Regions from separate parts of the Homo sapiens genome. Here regions 1, 3 and 4 are each linked to region 2. A link is a contact called in ENCODE Hi-C or POLR2A ChIA-PET data. All regions are on one chromosome and are shown on one strand. Each heading gives the region's core, a stretch centred on a gene start or an enhancer-like site at or near the end of the contact. The rest is flanking DNA. Distances are from core to core; before and after follow the strand shown.

What was found. Hi-C counts contacts between places; a loop is a spot of excess contacts on that map. ChIA-PET counts read pairs that join two places held with the same protein, here RNA polymerase II (POLR2A). Pooled maps may share reads with other maps.
Region 1: a loop to region 2 is called in a map of CD8-positive, alpha-beta T cell, with 6 times the contacts of the local background. The contact joins the promoter of KIF11 here to the promoter of HECTD2 in region 2. A Hi-C loop is called at or near these places in 2 of 168 maps with a recorded cell type or tissue (CD8-positive, alpha-beta T cell and naive thymus-derived CD4-positive, alpha-beta T cell) and 12 of 50 pooled maps. POLR2A ChIA-PET finds 5 or more read pairs at or near these places in 1 of 52 experiments (WTC11).
Region 3: a loop to region 2 is called in a map of CD8-positive, alpha-beta T cell, with 3 times the contacts of the local background. The contact joins the promoter of IDE here to the promoter of HECTD2 in region 2. A Hi-C loop is called at or near these places in 1 of 168 maps with a recorded cell type or tissue (CD8-positive, alpha-beta T cell) and 8 of 50 pooled maps. POLR2A ChIA-PET finds 5 or more read pairs at or near these places in 1 of 52 experiments (WTC11).
Region 4: a pooled map shows a loop between it and region 2 (10-fold over the local background). The contact joins the promoter of PANK1-AS1 here to the promoter of HECTD2 in region 2. A Hi-C loop is called at or near these places in 6 of 50 pooled maps.

Annotation. Positions count from the first base shown.
Region 1 is chr10:92,591,723-92,594,701 of GRCh38, forward strand. It overlaps KIF11 (kinesin family member 11), which reads left to right and starts at 1,408. Exons shown (of 22, transcript NM_004523.4): 1 at 1,408-1,730. The coding sequence starts at 1,654. RefSeq lists enhancers at 123-212, 1,023-1,212, 1,243-1,292, 1,394-2,145 and silencers at 1,613-1,662, 1,743-1,812.
Region 2 is chr10:91,408,686-91,411,881 of GRCh38, forward strand. It overlaps HECTD2 (HECT domain E3 ubiquitin protein ligase 2), which reads left to right and starts at 1,659. Exons shown (of 21, transcript NM_182765.6): 1 at 1,659-1,891. The coding sequence starts at 1,754. All of the region lies in intron 3 of HECTD2-AS1 (HECTD2 antisense RNA 1), which reads right to left. RefSeq lists an enhancer at 1,066-1,275 and a silencer at 1,426-2,015.
Region 3 is chr10:92,572,341-92,575,463 of GRCh38, forward strand. IDE (insulin degrading enzyme) reads right to left here and starts at 1,753. Exons shown (of 25, transcript NM_004969.4): 1 at 1,582-1,753. The coding sequence starts at 1,679. RefSeq lists a silencer at 1,153-1,602 and enhancers at 2,103-2,162, 2,173-2,412.
Region 4 is chr10:89,642,745-89,645,745 of GRCh38, forward strand. PANK1-AS1 (PANK1 antisense RNA 1) reads left to right here and starts at 1,370. Exons shown (of 5, transcript NR_184344.1): 1 at 1,370-1,455. It overlaps PANK1 (pantothenate kinase 1), which reads right to left and starts at 2,498. Exons shown (of 7, transcript NM_148977.3): 1 at 1,856-2,498. The coding sequence starts at 2,147. RefSeq lists silencers at 1,272-1,321, 2,022-2,501.

The sequences.
Region 1 (2,979 bases), core at 158-2,657, 1.2 Mb after region 2:
TCCGTAGGCCGGGGCGGCGGATGTTTGCGCAGCTTCCTTGAGATGCCACCGCCCGCTGCGCCGCGCAGAAACGGGGAGCGCAGCGCACCCGCGGCCTGCGTCACTCGGTCAGTGCAGTCGTTCTAAAATCGAGGCGGACCCTGCTTTCTTGCCTGGAGTCACTTAGAGATGATGACTAAAGGATAAATTCAGAGTCCTCCAAATGGCGTCCAGTGTCCATTTCATCACGATTTGGAACCTGTAGTAGCCTTATCGCTTAACACTTCCTAATTATTATTATTATTATTTTCTTTTTGAGAAAGGGCATTGCTCTGTCGCCTATGCTGGAGTAATCCAGCGACATAATCCCGGCTCACTGCAGCCTCTATCTCCCGTGTTCAGCGATCCTTCTTCCTCAGCATCCCGAGTAGATGGGACCAAAAGGCACGCATCACCACACCAGGCTATTTTTTCCCCTCTATTTTTTGTTGAGACCCGTTGGGAGGCGCGGGGAGGGGGGTCTCCCTATGTCGCCCAGACTGGTCTCAAACTCCTGGAACTTAAGTTATCGTCCTACCTCGGCCCGTTAAAGTGTTGGGATTACAGGCCTGAGCCACCGGGCCCCAACATTAATTATTCTTCAAGCCTATTCTGGACCGGGCGCGGTGGCTCACGCCTGTAATCCCAGCACTTTGGGAGGCCGAGGCGGGTGGATCATCTGAGGTCAGGAGTTCGAGACCAGCCTGGCCAACATGGTGAAACCACATCTCTACTGAAAATACAAATATTAGCCGGGCGTGGTGGCACGCACCTGTAATCCCAGCTACTCGGGGGCTGAAGCAGCAGAATCGCTTGAACCTGCGAGGCGGAGGTTGCAATGAGCCGAGATCGCGCCACTGCACTCCAGCCTGGGTGACAAGAGCAAGACTCCGTCTCTCACACACACACACACACACACACACACACAAAGACTATTCTGGTCTCTGCCTCCGGGATGGCGGCTCGCTTTGGACCTCTCTTCTGTGCTTCTACTGCCCTCTCTTACAATTCTCTAATAATTATAATCATGGCGAGTGCTTACCATATATTCCAATCTATTTACTTCCACAAGCTCATTAATTCTCACCCTAACCCTCTGAGATGGTTACTATTATTTCCTCTCTGCAGCTGAGGGAATTTTGGGCTAGGGACGTTATGTAAGTTGAGCCACGCTACGCTAAAAGTTCCACACTCAATTCTAGCGTCTCGGCTCTGGACTACCAAGTTCCGGAGCAAGCAGACAGACCACCTCTTTACGTTCCCGTAGGCCACGCTCCGGGGGCGGGGCTCCAGTGAGGATACTGCATCCCATGGTGCCTTGCGCGCCAGCGCAGCCATTGGTCCGGCTACTCTGTCTCTTTTTCAAATTGAGGCGCCGAGTCGTTGCTTAGTTTCTGGGGATTCGGGCGGAGACGAGATTAGTGATTTGGCGGCTCCGACTGGCGCGGGACAAACGCCACGGCCAGAGTACCGGGTAGAGAGCGGGGACGCCGACCTGCGTGCGTCGGTCCTCCAGGCCACGCCAGCGCCCGAGAGGGACCAGGGAGACTCCGGCCCCTGTCGGCCGCCAAGCCCCTCCGCCCCTCACAGCGCCCAGGTCCGCGGCCGGGCCTTGATTTTTTGGCGGGGACCGTCATGGCGTCGCAGCCAAATTCGTCTGCGAAGAAGAAAGAGGAGAAGGGGAAGAACATCCAGGTGGTGGTGAGATGCAGGTAGGGAGAGGGCTGACAGGATTCCGAGCGCTGCGGCTTCGCTGCTGGGCCCCCTACTGCGCGGTCCAGGGAGAGGGATTTTATTTGCATTTCCTGAGGGTCCCAGTTTCTTGGTTCTCCGCGTTCTGTTCAATAAAAATGACACCCGGTTGCTGTGTGTATGTGGTTTTTAGGAGAAAATAACATGTTTGATTTGATCACTGTTCCATACTGAAAAGTGCGTTCTTATGTTTAAACTATAGTCAATAAAGATGTAGGTGTCACTTTTATATGCTACTTCATGTAGTTTGTCAGTTTGGAAGTAAGACTGAATACCTATTTTGCAGATGGTTAAGCACTTACGTTGGTATTATTACCTCTAAAAAGCAATCAATCACTGTTCTCTTTATTCTAGATGCAATATTTTCTGCATCCCTACTAAACAAGTAAACATCTCTGTCTTTAAACATTAAAAATTAATAAAGTGAGTTTATGTTTTTTAAAAGATCAAGACAAGTTAAGCTAGTGTAAATTTCTGATTGTGCTGCAGTTTTCCCTTTCATCTGCGTGTTTGTTCATAGACCAAACTAAACGGATATTTCGAGATAAAGGGATGTGGAGGGGTGTTCGGCCCTCCCCTGACTGGTTTCCAAATAACTTCCCAATTTTAAAATAAGCTAGAAACTGCTGCTTAGTTAGAATTGATTTATTCAACTTTTTAGAGGCTCTCCACAGTTTACTGAGTATGTGTGTTTTGTGTGTCCGTTTTTGTGGCTGTTAACAGTTGCTGTTGCAACTTTTCTGTAAACCCCAAAGTATTCTAAAATTAAAAGGTTATTTTTTAGAAAAACTTGTATCAACAAACTTTCTTAGGCTATTGTTTACTCAGCCCTGGTAACTTGAATTGTGGATATCGAAGGTGATGACTAGGTTTCTAAACAAGGTGTCAGAGAGGAAATTGGGTGGCAATCTTAAGTCTAGCCAGTGACACTTACTAGTTGTTGTACTCTGGGGCTTCTGTTAGTAGTTAGTTGTTTGAAGATTTTTATTTAAAAATGCAGTGCATATAACAAGTGCAAATTTTAAAATTATTTTGGTTGTTTAATAAAACCAGGCAATATTACCTTTTCCGTATGCATTTATTTAATTTCTTTTTTAATGTTAGTTACAAAATATTTCAGACTTACAAAAAGTTATTAAGAACAATGTAATAAACATTTGTATATTCATCACCCAGATTAAGAAACAAAACAATCATTGCTGGAGCCCC
Region 2 (3,196 bases), core at 409-2,908:
ATATTAATAGAAAGGAGGAGGATGCTTCAAAGTAATGCCGACATACATCATTTTCCCTCCAAGGCTATTAGCACTGAAATACTTTTTGCTGACTATATGGCACTTATTCTATACCTTTTGTTAATTAACAAGTAAATAGGTGGCAACAGCAACTATATTAAAGTAGAAAGCCTTTCTATAAATGAAAGTCAGAATTCAAAATTTAGAAGGCAACATTGTTTGCTTCAGATCTACTTGTTACAAATTGTGGGTTTGAAAACATGCAACCTTATCTCATGATGCACCATAACTAGTATTTAGTTATACTAATAACTCCAAATTATGTAAACAATAGATACCCCGAAATCATATTTGGGTTTGTTTCAGAGATATTTTTGGTTCTTATATTTGGACTTAGGTACTCTTGATCTAAAAATTCACTCAACCTCCAATAAAATAATGAAGGCACAGATAAAAAATCTGATAGAGCTGAATATCGAAATTCCTTGCTTTTAACAGGCGATACAGCGCATTCTTACTCTCTTTTCTCCTAGATCAGCAGGTGTCCCCGCCGCTCCAGTAGACTGAGAAAAAGGAAAAGGAGGGGGCGACAAGAAAGGAAAGGAAATTGTCTAGGTGTCCTGGTGGTGGAGGTGGGGGGTATTTTAATTTCATAATTAAAAGCTCTCTTCTTCGGCTTTCAAGTTTTTACTCCTATTTGTAATGATTTGATTGAGGACTGTGCAGCAGAGTTTGGGTATGTACATCTCTAACATAAACGGAAAGGAACAAGGAAGGGACGGATAGGAGACAGCAAAGGGTTGCGGGGAGAGAGCAAAACGTAGGCGCGTGGGGACGGGAAGGGAGAGGCGGATTTGGCAGTCAAAGAGGGACGAGAGGAACAGGAATGGAAAGTGTGGACTGGCCGTCCAATCCTATGGGGGAAGGGGAAAGGGGGGGCCCACCACGTCGCACTCCTCCCCACCTCCAGGCTTTTCCTGTGTAGGCTGAAGCCATCCAGGCGTGTACAAAAGAGTCGGTTGCTGAGCCAGGAAGGCTGTCTCCCCGGGCTGCGCAAGCTCCGGGCCGCCTCTCCTGGGCTCAGGAGGGCGGGCAAGGATAAGAAGGCAGAAGCCCCAAGGCGGACAGCTTTGTGGGCGCCTGGAAGAAGGCGAAAGGCCACCAGCCCAGACCCCGAGGGCGCTTGCCCGCGGGACTCGGCGCCGCAGGCCAGGGCCGTCCGTGAAGGGTAGTCTGTGCCTACGTCCTGCCCTACTGGTACCACTCGGACACTCTATCCCCGTCCGACCCTTTGCAGGGCTCGACTTGTCTCCCCGACTGCCCGTCCTTAGTCCAGGTTCTCCTGCGCGGCCCGGGTGCGGGGTCTCCTCGTCATCTCGGGCGACACTCTGCAAACAATATGGCGGTCGGGCGTCGACCGTGGCGCCTTCTCTCCGGGCCCTCGGGGTTGACGAGGGGGACTACCGCCGGCGCTCCCGACCCGCGACGCGCGAGCCCCGGGCGGGCGGGGGAGGCGAGAGCAAGAAACCTGTGGGACCTGTGGGGAGCCGCGTCCGCGGGGCTGGCGCGCGCGGGGGCGGCCTCGGGCTCGCGCGCAAAGGCGCGGGCGCGGGCGGGGGCGGAGTGGCGGCGGCAGCGGCGGCTAGAAGCGGCAGCCCAGAGCCCTCTCGCGGCCGCGGCGGCAGCAGCAGCGCCAGCCCCAGCAACACTGAGGCCGCCGCCGCCGCCTGGCGCTCCCGCCGCCCGGCCCGACATGAGTGAGGCGGTTCGGGTACCCTCGCCCGCCACTCCGCTGGTGGTGGCGGCGCCCGCGCCTGAGGAGAGGAAAGGGAAGGAGTCAGAGCGCGAGAAGCTGCCGCCCATCGTATCGGCGGGCGCCGGCGCGACCGCGGTAGGTGGTGGGCCGGGGCCGTCTGGCGCCCCGGACGGCGGGAGTTGGGAGGGACGGCGGCCGGGCGAGGGCCGTCAGGAGGCCTGCGTTTACCCTGGGCACGCCCTGGCACTCCAGGGAGACGCACTCAGGCCGCCCTTCCTTGGGCAGAAATAAAAGAGTTGTGCCTCGTGGACAGCCCCGAACACTTCGCGAGGTACACCTACCACCCTCGGGAAATGTTGGGGGTGGTCGGTTCCGCTGGATGTTTGGGTTATTTTCTGGGGCTTGGGCCCCCACTTTCTCTAAGAGAATGACCTGCATCTTGAGTCGGCATGATCTGTTGGATGAGCATAGGTGTCAGCAGGCGGGAGTGGGTTTTCCACGGAGGTGCCTGCCTGCCTGCCTGCCTTGGAGGCGCGCAGATTTTTGTCCTTTTCTTCGCTTTTCTTTCCCTTCCCCCTTCAGATTAAACAGGCTCTGCGGCGAGTTTCCACTTAATTGTGACCTTTCCGTTGCTGTCAGTGTAGTGGGAGGTAGATGCATCAGTGATGGTTTTATTTTTCATATGGTACAGACATGTGACTCAGGTGGGGGGAGGCTTTTTGAACCTTTTATTTAAACCCAAGTTATCTAAGCTTGACAGGGATGATTTCCCAGCTGTATCTTCGTAAGGGTTATTTGGAGAGCGCTGTCAGGCTTCAAACTACATATTGCCAGATGATGTCATGGGACAGCCCCCTCCCCCTCTTTCCCTATTTTTACTGGTGGTTGTGACTGGTTAATTTGAAGCACAATTTAAAAAAAAACCTCGGATTTTGCAATTTTTTATTTTGACATAATATTTAAGTACTTTTTGAAAGTTTGCTTTGATATATTTAAAGATCATGACTTGTCATGCAGCTGTGTGTGACAAAATAGTAAAAGTTTAGTGAACATTATACATTTTCTTTATTCCTACTTGCGGTTCATTTCTTAAAACCTCCCTCTTAAATGACTAAGAACTTACTAAAATAGCTCACTCTTCGTTAAGTACTGTATTGGTGTTAGGAATAATTTTCGGATTCGGTAGGTTTTTCAAAAATGTCTGAGGGCCCTGATAACTGGAAATTGTTAAAACAAGCTCTTTAAATCAATGCAGCAAATTGCGAACAGTAATGATACACGTTTAAAAGCGTAGCTACAATTGATTGGTAGATTGGAGCTGGGGTTAGGGATTACCCTAGAAAATGCTTTGAAGGAATTTGTCACCCAGCTGCTTGGAGACCTGGTTCCTGCTGCTGGTACCCTAGGTTTTCAGATTTTATATAGGAAGTCTTTAACTCA
Region 3 (3,123 bases), core at 503-3,002, 1.2 Mb after region 2:
AAGTTCAGGGGTCTTTTGCACATTATAGGAGATTTTGTGATGTAGTGGAAAACAGAGGAGAACAAGTTCCATAGAGTCTTCATTTGTATTAGCTTATCTTAGTGCCCCACTGCTACCATCCTAATACAGGCAGTAAAGACTAAGTCCCAACAGGTTTCTCTGCCTTAGGACTCTCTCCACTTCCTGACATCCTGCACACAGCCACCAAACTACTTTCCTAAACCCCCAGTTCCATCAGATAACTTTCCAGCTCAAAAACTTTAATGGCTCCCTACCTACTACGCATTGGGAAAATCCCAACTAAAATTCAAGACCCAGGCCAGCATTACCCTACTGTTATAATACAGGACTTGTGTCCTTCTAATTACCCCAAGGAAATTCTATAAAGCTTCAACCAGACTAATCGGCTCACTGCTCCCCCAACACAAACTGCCCGCATATCTAGGCTGGATTACGCCCACGCCAGCCCTCACTCCAACCTTTCTGCCATTCCTTCCAAAGCCAGCCTACCCCCCCATCTCTGGCCCCACACACTACCCATACTACCCATCTTCTGACCCTCATCAACACACCCTTGTAGCTATCTCAATTCCCGTGGCATCCCAATCCGCTCCAATCAAGTCAAAGTTCCTTGGAAGGCAGACACATACTTTACATAGAGGGTCCAGCACAGTGCCCTGCACTTAGTAGGTGCTGGCTATTACTGATTAAAACCAGCAGGGGTTCAAATAACGTTTCTAGGGAGGGCAAGATAATACTGCCTATCTTCTTCCATTCGTAGTAAAAAGTATTCAGCGTTCACTACAAGCCTGAAAACGCCTAGCGTACGCAGATCAACGGTGCAGTGGAGAGGGCACGCCGCCGGATGGCAAAAAACCTGTGTCCTAATCCTGGTTTTGCCACAATCTCGGCAGTTGCTGGGAAATCAAGCCATCTCTCGGAGCTCCGGTTGTCTCCGACGTAAAACAAGGGAGCTGCTGTAGAGGATCCCGAGGTATCTTTTGGCTCCTAAATGTCCCCCGATAGGAAACCCCACACTCGTCTTCCAAGGCGGGAGGCAGGCAAACTTTTTTCCCAGCGCGGGCATTCCACACGGTCCTGGAAACTCAGTGCCCGGAGAAAAGGGCAGGGCTGAGGGCAAGGTGAGAAGCGGTCCCCCCGAAGTCGCCGGATTCCTTTACCCCACGGCTCGAGTCCGCCTCAGGTTCCCGGCCCCCTCACAGGCGGACTCCGGGAGAGTGACGCGGCGCGGCTCCCAGGTGCAGGCCGGGTGACTCTGTCCGCCCCTGCGCCCCCCGCACTAGTGGCACACGCCCCGTGGCCCCGGGTAGCGGCCCCGGCCCCTCACCAGCCCAAGGGACGTCCCCGACTCTGGACCAGGCCTCTGGCTCCCGCCTGGCGAGCCGCTCTTCCGGGCCCTGGGGCGGCCTCAGCGCGGCAGTACGGGCCCCAGGCCGGCGGGACGGGCGGCGTGAGGGGCAGCGGTGGCGGCTTTAAGTGCTGAATCACCACTTTGCAACCCGAGCGCCAAACCGCTGTGACCCACGGGGCCCGAGGGCCCGGGCGCTCCATTCCGCTTACCCACACAGGCGCTCCGGAGGCGGCAGGCGGGCGCCGAGGACTGAGCGGAAGGTGCTGGGCAGTGCGGGGTGCAGAAGCCACGCTAGCCGGTACCGCATTAGCCAGCGCAGTCGCCGGGATCACCGCAAACGCTTCCTGCTTGCGCTTCGAGCCGGCCCTGCGCACTGCGCATGCTCTAGCCGCGGCGCCGCGCGGTCTCCCGGGAGCTGCGGAGAGGTAGCTGCTCCGGGTTTTGCCTGGAGCCGGATGGGGCCAGGACGCAGGCGAGGACGGTGAAGACCGCGGACAGCCGAGGCCTGAGCAGGCGGACTGGAGGGACAGGGGTTTGGCCGGGGCGCTTTAGGAGCCAGCACCCAGACTTTCCCAGGCGGGGAGGGTCCCAGCTAGATCCCACCGGCCGCACTTGTGAGGGTGGCGACGTGTGTCTGACTGTGAGGGGGCGAGGGGCCGCTCATAAATCCAGTGAGGGCACACGGGGCTATGTTTTCTGAGGCACCCCCACTGACTAGCGTGCCGGACCCTGCAGGTGTTGGAACAAGGTTCGTGGTCGCGGCGGCCTCACGTAAAATGAATCCGCGGCCGGCGCGCGGCCCGCGGGCTCCCTCTAGAGCGCGGTGGGGACGTGGACCGCGAAGGCACAGATGCGCTGGAGACAAGGCTCGAGTGCGGCGTGGGGGAAATTCAGACGCAGGGGTCAGCGATAGAGAGGCCAGGACCCAGGGGGACGTTTCCATCCTTGGGGAAGTTAGCAGCTCTCTTAAGAGGAAGGTGCGGATGGGACGGGCGCCGCAGCAAAACAAGGCTTCAAATCCAGAGTAGAAACTACTACTCTTGTTAGTACTCCGTACTAGGAATACTACTAATGTCAGTCGGCTTCAGTGGTTACTTTTTAAACAAAGAATTTTCTCCCCAGTGGCTTTATGGGGCTTTGCACCCACGAACAACTTAATAGTTGTTATGAATCTAACTTTCCATAATACCTTATGGGAGTCTTTAAGGAAGAATGCTATTAGGGATGGTGACTTGCCAGCTTAAGTACTTTTAGGTTTCTGATTGACAGACGATCAAGACTGCAGCCAAAAACGGTGTCCTTAGTCCAAGTATTGCTTTAAATGGGAATTCAGTAGGAGGGTTCCTTAATCAAGTTGATGCTTTATCGAAGACGTACCCACGATCTTTTTAACAGTGCGGTTTCACCTAAAGGCAAACCTTTGGATGAAAACAGGTAAAAATTATGGCAAGCCTCCTAGTGGTGTTTGCAAGTGCATGGTTTTAAGAACCTTTAAATTACCAGTCCCAATGCAGAGTAGTCAATCACCTTGAAGCAGCTCCTCTGAGAGTGTTAATGCAGCCTTTCTGAATACATTTATGCTCCATTAATGGAATCTATAAATGGGCTGGGGTAGATTCAGACTTGGAGGGCTTGAAACATATACAATTTGGGGGACCTCTTTGAGACATAAAATACAAATTATAAATACAAAATTAGCAATCAGAAGATTACTATAGAGAGAAAATACATCACAACAAATACTCGAGACT
Region 4 (3,001 bases), core at 120-2,619, 1.8 Mb before region 2:
CCAGATGTGACTCCTAGGAACATGTAAAATTTATTTCAGACATGATTGTTCAAATCTGAGAGAAGAAAACATGGTAAATAATGTAAATCCAATTTTGACGAACCGTTTTTTAAAAATTATAAGTAACAATCGTGGTCATGAAACTTAAAACAACTAGGATTTTTATTCTGTAAGAAACATAAACCACTTTAATTTCTGATACAAAGCACACAGGCAGATAGTTACATTTTCTTGTATTTTAAAATAATTTCTGTGGGTTTGCAAGCACAAGTTAAGGCTCAGGTTAGTTTTTCTCTGTCTTCAAGATATTCCTAGAGGGTGTATTTTCAATTCCTCAGAAGTTATTTCAAGAGGTGTTATATCCTCAATTAAACATAGAAGATTAAGCTAGAAGCTCCCTTTCATTATATTTTAGCTATTTTCATTGCAAACTCTAGTACAATCTGTCAATGTAGATAAGAGAAATAACTGAAGTATAGCTTCAAAATAAGTGAAACAGGTTTATAAATCACAGGTAATCAATATTAAGTCCTGACTTTTAAAATATTAATACTAATGAAAGTCATTTTCTAACAAGTATCAAAAACAAAAGCAAATAAAAATTCAGGTGCTAGATTACAACCTTACACCTTACAACTGTAGCCAAATCTGCTGTTTGGCTTTAAAGTTCCACACAAAATCTTAACCTACAAATTTAACATTTCAAACCCACAAAATACAAGTACCAGAGTCACCCACAGTCATGTCAAAGGGCTTTCCAAGGTCTTAGAAACCTTAATCCAATACAGAAAAGCTAAGAGTCAAAAAGACATAGAAACAGGGAAAAGTGAAGGTGTTATTTGCCAAACATTAAACTTTCACAGAAATCCAAAACCTACTTAACAATTTCCCTATATCGAACAGCATAACCTCTATGCAAATGCAGTCATTTATTAGCATTTACTGTACTTACTTTGCTTTTTGCCATTTATAAGCTTCATTAAAGACACCCACAAAGAAGTAACCAGTTGAATGAGCTTCAGTCAAGAAAAACCAGCTGTAAACTCGACCTACAAATTTACATCCCACAGCGTCCTGTGGGGAAGGTACACTTTACAAACTACCATTATATATACAAGCTTTAGATTGTGAAATAATGCACTTCGGCTTTCTCCGGTGTACATTACAATTACAAACCCTCAACTCAACCTCCCCCTTCGTTGAAAAAAAAAATCCACCTCCAATCCTCATTGGTCCACATAGTTCCGGCCCACATGGTATCAGTGGGTGTGTCCCTCCCAAAAAACCCTCTCATTGGCCGTGAAGAAACAGCTTCTAATAGGCTGTGATTTTGGGGGGTAGTTAAACTCCACGCCTCCAGACTTGCGCTCTCCAATAGACCCGAGACGCTGCTGGCTACTCTGTGATTCAAAGGGCAGGCAACCCCAGTAGGACGCGCTCAGAGAAGCGAGAGGGGTGAGAAAGGAGAGAGCACCCTCGGTGTGCCGCCCACTTTATCCTCACTCCTGGACCCCAGCAAATGTTCACACACCTGCGTTTTCCCAGCCACCAATTAGAAGGGCGGACAGAGCGTTCGCTTATTATATATCCTTGACCTAGGGACCCGCTCAAGCTTCGTGTCCAATCCTCGTTCTACTGATAGAAGCGAGCAAAGGGCAGGCTCAGGCAAAGACCTGTAGTGCTTGATGTCCCCTAGGAAAAGAATCAGTCCCGGGAACCTACTCTGTGCAGTCCCTCGACCGCAGACGCGGGGGCGCACGGGGCGTGCTGCGGCGCCTGCCTCAGCCGCTCCCAGTCCCGGGCCCCGCACGCTGCGTCTGCCTTGCGCCCGCGCTCCCCTCCCAGCGGGACTTACGCGGCCTGTTCTTTCTCCCCGAGTCCATCCTCCTCCGCAGCCGGCATTTCTTGGCCGGGGAGTCATGCTGAGGGAGCAGTGGCTGCGGCTGCAGCTCCGGCAGGAGCGGGAGGCGCTGGGGCGCCGCGTCGCTGCCGCCCACTGGACCCCGGCTGCAGACGTGCGGCGGCTGGACTGGCGGCGGATGGAAGCCGTTGTGCAGCAGCCCGTTCACAGCGGCGGCGCTGGTGCCCACGGGGGCCCCTGGAGAGTGCGGGACCGAGCGCTCCTGCTGCCCGCTGCGGTCGCCCATGCCGGGGGCTGGCGGGGCTGTGCGCGGGCCCCGGCTCAGGCGGCCTCGCTGGAGGTCATTCTCCGGCGTCTTTATTTCCCCGGATCCTCCCTGCGGCTTCCGATTCAGCAGCCGCAGAGCCGGCGCCTGGGGATGGCGAACCCGGCGCTCCTCCCCTCCTCCTGCCGACTCCCCCACCTCCTCTGCGCCCTGCCCCCCGCGCGCCGGCCCCACGGCGCCGGCCTGGAGCACGCCAGCCCCGGGCGCGGAATCGGGGATCCCCGCGCACCCCCAGCCGGGGCTCCCGCCGCCCGCCTTCCCCTGATCCCCAGGCCGCGCGACTTCAAACGCGGCTTCCTCGCCTCCCAGACTGGTCCCCGCCACTGAGCATGCCCAGTCCTGCCCGCCACCGCCACCGACGAGTTTCAACATGGGGAATCAAGTTCTCTGGGCTTGCAGAGAGGAGATGGGCGGGTTGGGCTTTGTATGGCGATGTGAAAACCAGATGGGTCTGGGAGAGACAGCGAAAGGAGCGAACCGTTTCAGGAGGAATACGGGAGGAAGACAATTATTTGCAGAGGTGTCAGGTTTGCTAATCCTGTCCCCAGTGAGCAAGATACCTTTGCAAGGTCATTCACGTTACCCTCCCCGCTTTGTGAGTGTGTGCTTACGCGCGCGCGCGTGTGTGCCTGTGCGTTTGGTTAAGTGACCAAACTACTTAGAGGCCTGAGGGGAGGGAGAACAATTATTTATAGAAAAGTTGGCAGACTTGGGGAGGGAGGGGAGTGAAATTTCTTTGCTGGCACGCACACACACTCAAACACCATGTGGTCTCATGGAGTTGTCTTTTGCAGGGAGGAAACCTAGGAATACAG